Linked DNA regions of Homo sapiens: region 2 is linked to region 1. Evidence: chromatin contacts called from ENCODE Hi-C or POLR2A ChIA-PET data. All regions are on one chromosome and are shown on one strand. Each heading gives the region's core, a stretch centred on a gene start or an enhancer-like site at or near the end of the contact. The rest is flanking DNA. Distances are from core to core; before and after follow the strand shown.

What was found. A loop is a pair of places that touch in the nucleus more often than their neighbours do. ChIA-PET counts read pairs that join two places held with the same protein, here RNA polymerase II (POLR2A). Pooled maps may share reads with other maps.
Region 2: a pooled map shows a loop between it and region 1 (2.5-fold over the local background). The contact joins the promoter of CCNJL here to the enhancer-like site in region 1. A Hi-C loop is called at or near these places in 2 of 50 pooled maps. POLR2A ChIA-PET finds 5 or more read pairs at or near these places in 9 of 52 experiments (AG04450, GM12878, H1 and 6 more).

What each region holds. Positions count from the first base shown.
Region 1 is chr5:160,162,135-160,167,722 of GRCh38, reverse strand. No RefSeq gene overlaps it. Among named protein-coding and RNA genes, the nearest start is that of FABP6-AS1, 45 kb to the left of the region's middle. RefSeq lists enhancers at 432-1,032, 1,687-1,981, 2,234-2,833, 4,515-5,169 and a silencer at 1,687-1,981. Within about 2 kb of position 2,427, at least 32 of the 41 ENCODE cell types and tissues checked have a DNase peak (open chromatin) inside an H3K27ac peak, as active enhancers do; they include PC-9 and endothelial cell of umbilical vein, where a contact is called at or near this core.
Region 2 is chr5:160,309,681-160,315,268 of GRCh38, reverse strand. It overlaps CCNJL (cyclin J like), which reads left to right and starts at 2,705. Exons shown (of 6, transcript NM_001308173.3): 1 at 2,705-2,905; 2 at 3,297-3,411. The coding sequence starts at 3,346. RefSeq lists silencers at 2,487-2,546, 2,657-2,776.

The DNA.
Region 1 (5,588 bases), core at 1,178-3,677:
ACCTCTAATATAGCACTAATCACTTTCTGATGAAATTTTTTTTACTGGTCTGTTTTCCTCACCAAAATCTAAGATCTCTGAGGATAAGAACTTCATCTTTGAAAACAGTTGGTGTTCCATACATTTGCATTGAATTGACAGATGAATGAAGGACACTACTAGGACCCATGGCATTCTCTTTGCGGGTTTGTGCTCTAGAAATCAAGTTTCCCTAGGGTATATGCTGTTGTCAGAGGCATTCAAACCAGAGCGACTCCATCTTGAACAGGAGCTGAGTAAAATAATGCTGAGACCTACTGGGCTGCATTCCCAAAAAGTTAAGGCATCCTTAGTCACGCGTTGATGAGATAGGAGGTCGGCACAAGATACAGGTCATAAAAGACCTTGCTGATAAAACAGGTTGCAGTAAAGACACCGGCCAAAACTCAACAAAACCAAGATGGTCATGAAAGTGACCTCTGGTCATCCTCACCACTCATTATACACTAATTACAATGCAGTAGCATGCTAAAAGACACTCCCACCAGTGCCACGACAGTTTACAAATGCCACGGCAACATCAGGAAGTTACCCTATATGGTCTAAAAGAGGGGGAACCCTCAGCTCCGGAAATTGCCCACCCCTTTCCTGAAAAATCATGAATAATTCACCCCCTGTTTAGCATATAATCAAGCAATAAGTATCCTTAGTCCAGCAGCCCAAGCTGCTGCTCTGCCTATGGAGTAGCCGTTCTTTTATTCCTTTATTTCCTTAATAAACTTGCTTTCACTTTATGGACTCTCCCCAAACTCTTTGTTGTGTGAGGTCCAAGAACCCTCTCTTGAGTTCTGTATCAGGACCCCCTTTTCCGATAACACCGGGGGTGCTGACAGGGCAGAAATGCAGCCAGGATCCTTGAGATTTCATTGGCAAATCCCTCCAATTCCAAGCAATCAGGGTGGGTTTTAAAGGGCCCCAGGTTCTTTGCTGGCTTCTTTCTGCCTTGAAGAAAATGAAGTAGAATTTAGTTCTTAGGTAAATCATAGACTTGTGTAGAATGTTGGAGTCATGGAAGCTTAGATGAGCAGGTGGAGACGGGGCAGGGAAAAGTTTTCCTCTACCTTGTTAGGATAATGACTGGGGGCCTGCAAATTAAACTGACAAAAGACAGATTAGCATGAGAAGAGACGGATTTAATCATTTAATCTTATCCTTAAAGGAATTCACACAAAAATGTGACTCAGGAAGGCATTAGAATTGGGAGTTTATATACCATCTTAATAGAGGAAGGAAAAGGGAGAAGGGCACTTACAGGAACACGTGACTTTTAGGAAAGAGAGATGGGCCCTTAGGAGAATAGATGGGAGATATGATAATTTTGTGACAGTCTGTTTAGGTGTGGTGACTTCTAGCCTTCAGAGATAACAGTCAATCTTCCCTGATTGCTCTGGGAGGGGATTTATAATTGAGTTCTTTTGGGAGGCTCTACTTTTAGGCAGATCAAAGATTTCAGGAACTCAAATCCCTTCTGCTCATAATAATTTTTATGCCATGGCAGCATATTCTAGACCCCTTCACTGAAAAGTCCAGGGATTAGATACCAACTACATCATTTAAAGCTGGATCTAGGAGCTCAAACCATTTCATCAAGTCTCAGTTATTTTTCTGTCTCTTACACATGTCAATTAATCAATCTGTTGTCCTCTCCCTCCCTCTCTATGCTGTCTTTCTCTGTGATGGCTTCATTCTCTGGCAAGCTCCTCCCATGTCAGGACCAGATGGCCCCCAGCACCTCCAGATATGCATCAAGCCAATTGCTGTCAATTTTACTTTTCCCAAGAGTTCCAGCAAAATCCCTTGGATTGGGTTTCACTGGATCCAGCAGAAGAAGAAGTCTGCTGATTGGCCAGGCCGGGCACACATGCCCACCCTCAAGCTGGGAGGGTGGAAAAGCAAAGTCAGCCTCACCCAAACCGCATGGACTGAGTGGAGGCGGGGTGGTTTCCCGGAGGATAACTAGGGTGCTGCTAACAGAAGGAGCAGAGTGGATGCTCGGCAAGGGAAAACCACAGATGTCCTCTGTACAGAGTGACTCTACAGTGTAAGAAAAGCTGAATCACAGAGTCATGGGATCACAGAGTCTCAGGAGACCCCTTCAAAGTGGGCTCCTCCAGTTCTTTCTGTGGCAGCTGCTTGCCCGGTGCCTCAGGGAGCCCCATGCTGTCCCTGACTGATGCCTGAGTGCTGGGCAGCCTGGGGAATCGGGGCGAGGGTCCCCCTGGCATTCCCCCCTCCTTCCTCACTGCTCTTCTGCTGGAAGATTCTGGGTCACAGCTGCCCACCAGGCGCCTTGTTTATGCTCCTTCCCAGCGAGCTCTGGGTTCTGGCCATCTGCCAGGCTGGCTGCCAGCCACACTGACCACAGACTACATTCTCTCTCCCTGACACACAGGCCCAGTCGGAAGGACATCCGGGGCTCCTCCAGGGATAGCAGCAGGCCAGGGCACAGAGAGCGGTCCTCTTGGAGGCCGAGGCCTCAGGCCTCTTCTAGACTAGGATAGTGGTCTCCCCTCTCACCTTCCACCAGAGCCACAGCCACGCCTCTCCAGCAACACACTGGAGCATGCAGTTCAGATCTGCTCAGACACTCTTAAGGCTTGGGCCATTACGTTTCTCCCAAGTGAGAGCCAGCAGCAAGAGGAAAAGAAGGGTTAACCTAAACAGAGCCTTACTGAGTAGAAAGGCCAGACCTTCTTCCTCTCCCCGCAACTGGGTCTCAAAGAGATTCCCCAGTGACTCCTGCTATCCCTTCTTCTTTTCCTCCTTCCCTGTTCACTGCTCTCTCCATAGAACATTCCAGCAGAAAGACAGCTTTAAAAACACCTAATCTGGGATAGCTCAGTGGCTCACGTCTGTAATGCCAGCCTTTTGGGAGGCTGAGGTGGGCGGATCGCTTGAGCCCACAAGCTCAAGGTATGCCTGGGCAACATAGGGAGACCCTGCCTCTACAGATAATTTTTTAAAAAATTAGCCAGGCCAGGTGGCACAGACTTGTGGTCCCAGCTACTCAAGAAGCTGAGGCAGGAGGATCACCTGAGCCTGGGAGGTTGAGGCTACAGTAAGTCATTATCGCACTAGTGCACTCCAGCCTGAGTGACAGAGGAGACCCTGTCTCAAAAGAAAAGAAAAAAAAAAAAGCCCGGACACGGTGGCTTACACCTGTAATCCCAGCGCTTTGGGAGGCTGAGGTGGGTAGACCACGACGTCAGGAGATTAAGACCAGCCTGGCCAAGATGGTGAAACCCCATCTCTACTAAAAATGCAAAAAATTAGCCAGGCATGGTGGTAGGTGCCTGTAATACCAGGTACTCGGGAGACTGAGGCAGAGAATTGCTTGAACCCGGGAGGCAGAGGTTGCAGTGAGCCTAGATCTCGCCACTGCACTCCAGCCTGGGCTACAGATGGAGACTCTGTCTCAAAAACAAAACAAAACAACACAAACAAACAAAAAACCCACCTAATCTGGAGATGGCAGGCTGGCAGCTCACAGTCCAGAATACGTTGTACTTGGCCCTCCTACTTTTTAAGAAAAATTTGAGCCAAAGTTTTAATAATCGGGAAATTTCAAATAAAAATTGATGTGTTCAATTTCTCTAGAAAGTGTGTGAGATCTGCTAACATTGGGCATCCATGTCCACATGGCACCAATCAGCATATGCTGAGTGCCAGTTGCCCTAAAGACAGAGTGGGCATCCTACATGTTCCCCATAGACAGTCAGCAGGCCCCTCTTATTCCCCTCCACTGAGACCAAGTGCCAGTTGTCATTTTCCTTCACTCCTTTTTTTTTTTTTTTTTTGAGACTCAGTCTTGCTCTGTCACCCAGGCTGGAGTACAGTGGGGCAATCTCAGCCTGCTGCAACCTCGGCTTCCCAGGTTCAAGTGATTCTCTTGCCTCAGCCTCCTGAGTATCTGGGATTACAGGTACATGCCATCATGCCTGGCTAATTTTTGTATTTTTAATAGAGATGGGGTTTCACCATGTTGGCCAGGCTGGTCTCAAACTCCTGACCTTAAGTGATCCACCTGCCTTGGCCTCCCAAAGTGCTGGGATTACAGGTGTGAGCCACCACGCCCCGCCATCATTTTCCTTCACTCTTGCATTTTTTTTTTAATTACTTTAGATAGTCTGCCTCTACGGATTCATCAGAAATAGGAAACGAGACTGAGAGTGTGGCATGTTTCAAGGAAATCAGAAGAGAACCTACGTGTTTATAGAGGAAATGAATATTCCTAGACGTTTCTATTATTGGCATGACCCCAGTGTAAGCATTTGCATTTGTAACCCCAATCTCATCAACCGCCTGCTAGTTTGCAGTAGGACTCATCTAGGCCCAGAAAGGTATATCCAGTCCCTTGGCCAAGGCTGGGCTGAGTCAGAAAAAAGGGGATGTAAAGGGGGTTTGGGGTTCCCTCCATCCACACCTGCTCTCAGCATAAATGAAGACATCTTTTCAGAAGCAACATCACCGTCATCTCCATGCCTCTCACTTTAAGGGGGAAGTTAGCCAGGCTTGGTGGCACATGCCTGTAGTCCCAGCTACTCAGAAGGCTAAGATGAGAGGGTTGCCGGAGCCCAGAAGTTCGAGTCCTGCCTGGGCAACATAGTGAGATCCCATCTCTAAAAAAATTTTAAAAAGAGGGAGCCAGCCGGGCATGGCAGCTCACGCCTGTAATCCCAGCACGTTGGGAGACTGAGGTGGGTGAACCACCTGAGGTCAGGAGTTCAAGACCAGCCTGACCAATATGGTGAAACCCCGTCTCTACTAAAAATACAAAAATTAGCTGGGCATAGTGGTGTGTACCTGTAGTCTCAGCTACTTGGGAGGGTGAGACAGTAGAACTGCTTGAACGCAGGAGGCGGAGGTTGCAGTGAGCTGAGATGGTGCCACTGCACTCCAGCCTGGGCAACAGAGCAAGATTCTGTCTCAAAAAAAAAAAAAAAAAAAAAAAAAAAAAAAAAAAAGGGCTGGCACAGTGACTCACGCCTGTAATCCTAGCACTTTGGGAGGCTGAGGCGGGCAGATCATGAGGTCAGGAGTTCAACAGCAGCCTGGCCAACATGGTGAAACCCCATCTCTACAAAAATATGAAAATTAGCTGGGCGTCATGGCGGGTGTCTGTAATTCCAGCTACTTGGGAGGCTGAGGCAGGAAAATCGCTTCAACCCAGGAGACGGAGGTCGCAGTGAGCCAAGATCGTGCGACTGCACTCCAGCCTGGGCCACAGAGCGAGACCCTGTCTCAAAAAAAAAAAAAAAAAAAAGCCTTTGAGGAAAGAAGGGTGGGAAGGACCAAAGGCCATCATCTGAGGAACCGTCTAGGAGCTGGGAGCTGACCTGTTCTCAGGGCTCCAGGCTCACTGCAGCGATGCCGGGAAGCTGACTTCTCACCAGAGGGAAGAAGTTTCTGTTGAATCTTGTTGTTTGAATGGGCTGCCTGGAGAGACAGGAAGTTCCTGCTCTTGAAGACCATCAGGAAAGACACAAGACCACTGGGGAAGTTGTAGGAAGAGTTAAGATAGAGGGTCTGGGTTGAGCCGACGTTATTTT
Region 2 (5,588 bases), core at 1,456-3,955, 150 kb before region 1:
CCTGGCCTCATGCAATTCTCCCACCTCAGCCTGCCAGTGTGCTAGGATTACAGGCATGAGCCACCGTGCCCAGCCCAGTTTATCCTTTTTATTTAATAAATTATAAACATTTTCTCCAATTCATCATGCATCCTTTAAAAAATGCTTTTAAGAGACAAATAATTATTAAACCAGTTCCCTGTTCTAATGGTTCACTATGATGAAAAAGCATTTTTGATGAAACACCTTTGAAATAAATCTGCTTTTTTTAAAAGAATAAATTTCTACAGGTGGAAGAGTTGGATCAAATAATACAGTTTAAAATGTTTTGATTTATGTTGTCTTTCAGAAAGATGGTCTTAATTTATATTCCCAACAACACTGTGGATTGACCAAAATTCCTTAACAAAAAAGTACCCCACTGTTTTTTTAAAAAAAGCTTTTAATTTGCATGCTAGGGAGTATGAGCATTTTAAAAATAACATCTATCCATATGAATTCCTTCTCTGACGGCATACCTACTCATGTCTTGCATCCATTTCTGCACGTAGGGTGTTAATGTTTTACATACCGATTTATCAGAGGTCTAGAAAGTAGCATCAACCTTTTGTCACATTTGTTAAAAATATTTTCTCAAATTTGTCGTTTGCCTTTTTGGCAATGATAATTGATGTATCTAGATCCTGCATATTTATTCAAATTTGTCTACTCACCTTGCCTTTGGTTTCTTCCCATGTCTTAGTATCTAGGCCTTCCCCTCCGTATAATTCGTGTATGTTTTCTTCTTATCCTCTTGTGATTTGCTTGTTTGTAGTTCTCTGAGTTCTTATATTTATTTTGGTGATATTTAAACAAGTCCTTAGTTTTACTTTTTTCCCCCAACCTAATTTATTAAATAATTTAGCCGTTTATACTTGTCCCAACAAAGTGAAATGCCACATTTATCATACAGTGAATTTTTAAATATATTAAATTTTCCTAGACTTTCAGTTATTCCACTGATGCTTAATCCATCCATTCTTGTGTGAACACTACACTGTTTTAACTATAGTGTTGCAATATGCTTTAAGATTTGATAATACAGGTCTGTCCCCCCAGTTTTTTTGTTCGTTTGTTTGTTGAGACGGAGTTTCACTCTTGTTGCCCAAGCTGGAGTGCAGTGGCACGATCTCGGCTCACTGCAACCTCCGCCTCCCAGATGCAAGTGACTCTCCTGCCTCAGCCTACCAAGTAGCTGGGATTACAGGCGTGCACCACCACACTCGGCTAATTTTTTGTATTTTTAGTAGAAACAGGGTTTCACCATGTTAGCCAGTTTGGTCTCAAACTCCTGACCTCAGGTGATCTGCCTGCCCTTGGCCTCCCAAAGTGTTGGGATTACAGGCGTGAGCCACCGCGCCCCGCCATCCCCCCATTTTTAAAATATAAATTTCTTAGCTTTTCTCGCAGATATTCTCCCATTTGAAGGTTAGAAAACATGTTAAGTGCCCCCTCCTCCAATCTACCCACAACCATTAAAATTTTATTAAATAGAGTAATTTGGGTTAAGTTGGTGTTTGTGCCTCTATTCCTTCAAGCCTTCTTTATTATGTTTCAACCTTTGTAATGTCTTCATTAAGAGCCTGCACATTTATTCAGTTTATTTTTAGGTATCTTACACTTTTAAAATGGTTCGTTTGTTTTACATTAAAACTGCTCTTCAAGGTCCAATTGAAGCTTATCAAAGCTGATTTAATTTTTTTTTCCCAGGTGTGTCTTTATGTGCAGGAAAGCAGTCAGAAACTAAAGGCTCTTCAGTCACAGTTGTTTACTGAGTGTTCACTTAATACCTGGTGTAGTGATTATCCCTTTACACGCATTATCTCCTTTAATTTTCAGCAGGTTGGTTTAACTTTTATTTCCATTTTACACACGAGGCTCTGAGTTTGAGGAACTTGACAAAAATCACCCAGTTGGTAAGTGGATTTGATTCCAAATTTGTGAATCTCCAAAACTATCACAAAAATCAATCAGCCAAGAAGGATAGCCCAATGCTATGCCATCAGATGGGCTGACTCAAAAGGATGACTTTCCAAAAGCAAGCAATTGAATTAAAAAGACAATGTTTTCCATCCACCGGACCCGGCAAAAAAAGACTGGTTTTCCTCCAATGTGAGGCATAGTTCATATTCTGCAGGAGCACAATAATACCAGTGACTTAGGCTCCTTTAGAATTAGGGACTCGTGGGTGAACAAGGGTGGTTTTTCTGCAGCTTTCACTGGAATTGTCCGTTTGGAAATCTACCTCCCCATGGCAGGGCGGGTTTCAAAGAAGAGGAGAACAAACAAAAAACAAAAACAGGAAAAAAAAAAAAAGAGAGAGAGAAAGAAAAACAGGTGGAACCGACGTAAGGATGGCTAGAGCAGTGCGCGCGGAAGGCAGAACTTTCTGGGGGCGTCCTGTCCGCACGTTTCACGCGTGGTGCGCGCAGGTGGCGCCGCGGTCCCTTTGCTCCCTGCGCAAGCCGGAGGGGTGCCCAGAAGGCTACCACTAGCCTCAGCGAAGGTGAGAGAGAAGCTTTCCGCCGAAGCGAGGGAGGAGGGCGGGCAGGAAGCGGAGCCAGAGCTGGCAAAGAAAGGCTCCAATTCCCAGCCCCCCGCCCCGCGGGGCGCGGGGGCGCCGGCAGCGCATGCGCGAGGCCCGGCCCCCAATTCCCCCAGCGAGGGAGGGAGGCCCCCGGCGGCCGGGAGCCTGCGAGCCGCGGCGGGACCCGAGCGCACGCAGGGGCGCGGCGACGGCGGGGGCTAGTCGGGCTGCGGAGGCGGCCGTCGGGAGTGCGGAGCGCCTCGGACGAGGGTCCAACCGCCGGCAGGCACCAGAGGGCACGGCTGGCTCGGCACTGGGAGGGGCCCGGCGCTCGCAGCCCCCCACGCCCAGAGAGGATGCGTGAGTTTCGCCCCGGCTCGAGGGCAGGATGTGGGAGCAGGACAAAGGCTGGGCGGCGGGGGAGGAGTTGGGGACGGCGAGCCTGTGGCCGCCGCCAGAGCCCCAGCCTCGAGCGAGCTAGCGGAGTTGACAACTTTCTCTGCAACTTTTGCAAAAGGGAAGATAAAAATTCTGCAAGTTGTTGCACAGCTCCATATCGCCCCGTGTCCGGCGAGCAGAGGGGAGGGGGCACCGCAGCCTTCCGCGGACCAGAGGCGACCTCCAGCTCCTCTGAGCGGCGCAGGAGGGGGCGCCCGCCGGGGCCCGGGGCCAGGGGCGAGAGAGGATAGGGACACCGGGGGTCGGAGCCCGGGGTACGCTCTGGCCGCTGAAGTTGCCCGTGTCCACGCAGGGTGCGCCCTGAGAGCCGGGTAGCCTCGGATAGCGGCGCTGCGTACGCGATGATGGATGAGCCGTGGTGGGAAGGGCGCGTCGCCTCGGACGTCCACTGCACCCTGCGCGAGAAGGTCAGTCCCTCCCTGCCCTTGTCACTCTCAAGACTGGGTACAGTCTCCTTCGGTCTCGACTTCGTGTTCTCAGGTCGCCTGCGTGGGAACTCAGAACTCCCGGGTGCCTTTTTTTCCTCTTACCCTTTACCTTCTCCCGGAGTGTCTGAGCGGAATTGGGGGGCGGGGGTTAGAGACTGGAGATGGGAGAGATTGAAGTTGGTTTTTCTGATAAGGAGCTCAGAACTCTGGGCCAACTAGTCAGAGACAGCCACTGTACCTCTAAGGCAGTGTTTCCTATAGTATTGCCACCCTAGGTTATTTTAAACCGTACGTGAAGGGGTCTTTAAAAAATATTGTGTATTCATTCTAATGTGTAATTTAAGAATGTGTATGTATCTAGCAAGCTCTGCGTTTGCGATTTTCCATTTATTGTAATAATGATGTCGCAGTTTATTTTAAAACAAATTTAAGTAAAAGTAGTAACTCTATATAAAGATAAGTGGTAGTACAGGGAATACATGGTTATGGCCAAATACGTGTATCTATGTGTATATCTAGAATGGGACCGAATGAAATTTAAGGAACACCTGTATAATTGAAAGAGGCTACAAAACAGGGAGGCTGAGGGAAGAAAACAAAAACTCCCCTGCCGGTTTGCCTCCTGTGGCAGAAGGTGGGTGGGAGCAGCTGAAATGTGATCCCTGCACACCCCTCCCCTCAAGGAGAGAAGGGCTGAGGGGCATTGGGAAGGTGGAAGAGTCCAGGTGGGCTGGAGGCATGGCCTGTGTGTCTTGCCTCCAGTCCCTGGGCTGAGATTGGCAAGGGGTGGCTTGGGGAACAGGTGTGAAGTAGTGAATGGATTGGTTTCCTAGGGCTGCCATTACAAAGGACCACACAAACTGGAGGGCTTAAAGCAACAGAAATTTATTTCAGCTCTGGAAGCTGAAGATCCCAGATCAAGGTGTTAGCAGGGCCATGACTCTCAAAAGGCTCTAGAGAAGGATCTTTCCTTCTTCCTTCTTAAATTTGCTGGTGCTTGGTCATCCTTGGCATTCCTCGGCTTGTAGGTACATCATTCCAGTCTCTGCCTCCACTGTCACATGGTGCTATCTGTCTGTCTGTTTTCTCTTCTTACAAGGATACCCGATCATTGGAGTAGAACCCACCCTAATCCAATGTGATGTCATCATAATTTAATTACATCTGAAAAGACTCCATTTCCAAGTAAGGTCACATTCTGAAGTTCCAGATTAACATGACATTTGGGGGGACACTACTGCGCCCAATACAGGGAGGAAAAGGTCTTCCTAGTGCAGTACCTGAGCCCCCACACAGGTTTCACAGTCAGTGCATTTGCTCCGAGTGTCTGGAGGAGTTCTGCTTAAAGGGTCACCAGCTACTCAGTGTTTTTACCTCATTGAGTAGCTGTCTTCCTGTCCAATTAATGCCTTTTTCTTTTCTTTCTGTACCTGCTGACCTGTCTTTGTCCTGCGTTGCTTGGCAAGGCTGTGGCTTTCATCTGTTCCCTTGGTCTTCTTCCCAGAACAGAGTGGCCAACGTGTGGCACATTCTAGGCATCTGGACAAGAAGAAATCCAGGTCTTGTTGGTTCAGTTGAAAAGCAAGGAAAGTGGTAGGGGTATGGTCCTGGCCCTTTTCTGGAGGAGGTGGCTGAATGGAGCTAGTGAGGACTGCCGTGGAAATTGGGCTTCCTTGTTTATCATAGACTCAAGTGGTTGTCATTTCTGCTCATAGCTTAGGAGGAACGACTTCTACCTGATTTGCCCCTTTCTAGAGGGAAGGATTTCTAAGAGCAATAAATGCCATTTGTTTAGTTACCTGAGAATGCCCAACCTTTTATACATAAGGGAGGATGTCCTAAATGTTCCTTCGGCTGCTCAAAGAAGCAAGAAAGGCTCCATGAACTGCTATAGCCATGTCATAGTGCCGTATGAGTTTACTATTGGGCTGCCCACCTCGGAGAGACGATGAGTTTGTCCCAGTTTTGCAGGTTAGAAATAGAAAGCTCACCCAAGGACTGATGGCCAAGGTCAACCTTGACTTAAAGCTGGCCTTATTAGGACAAATCCCAAGTTCCTTTGGTTATAATGTCCCACCTCCTCAAAATACTGCTATTGTTCTCCTTTACTTTATTTCCTCTCCCACTTCAAAGAAGAAAATGCTTCTTCAAAAATT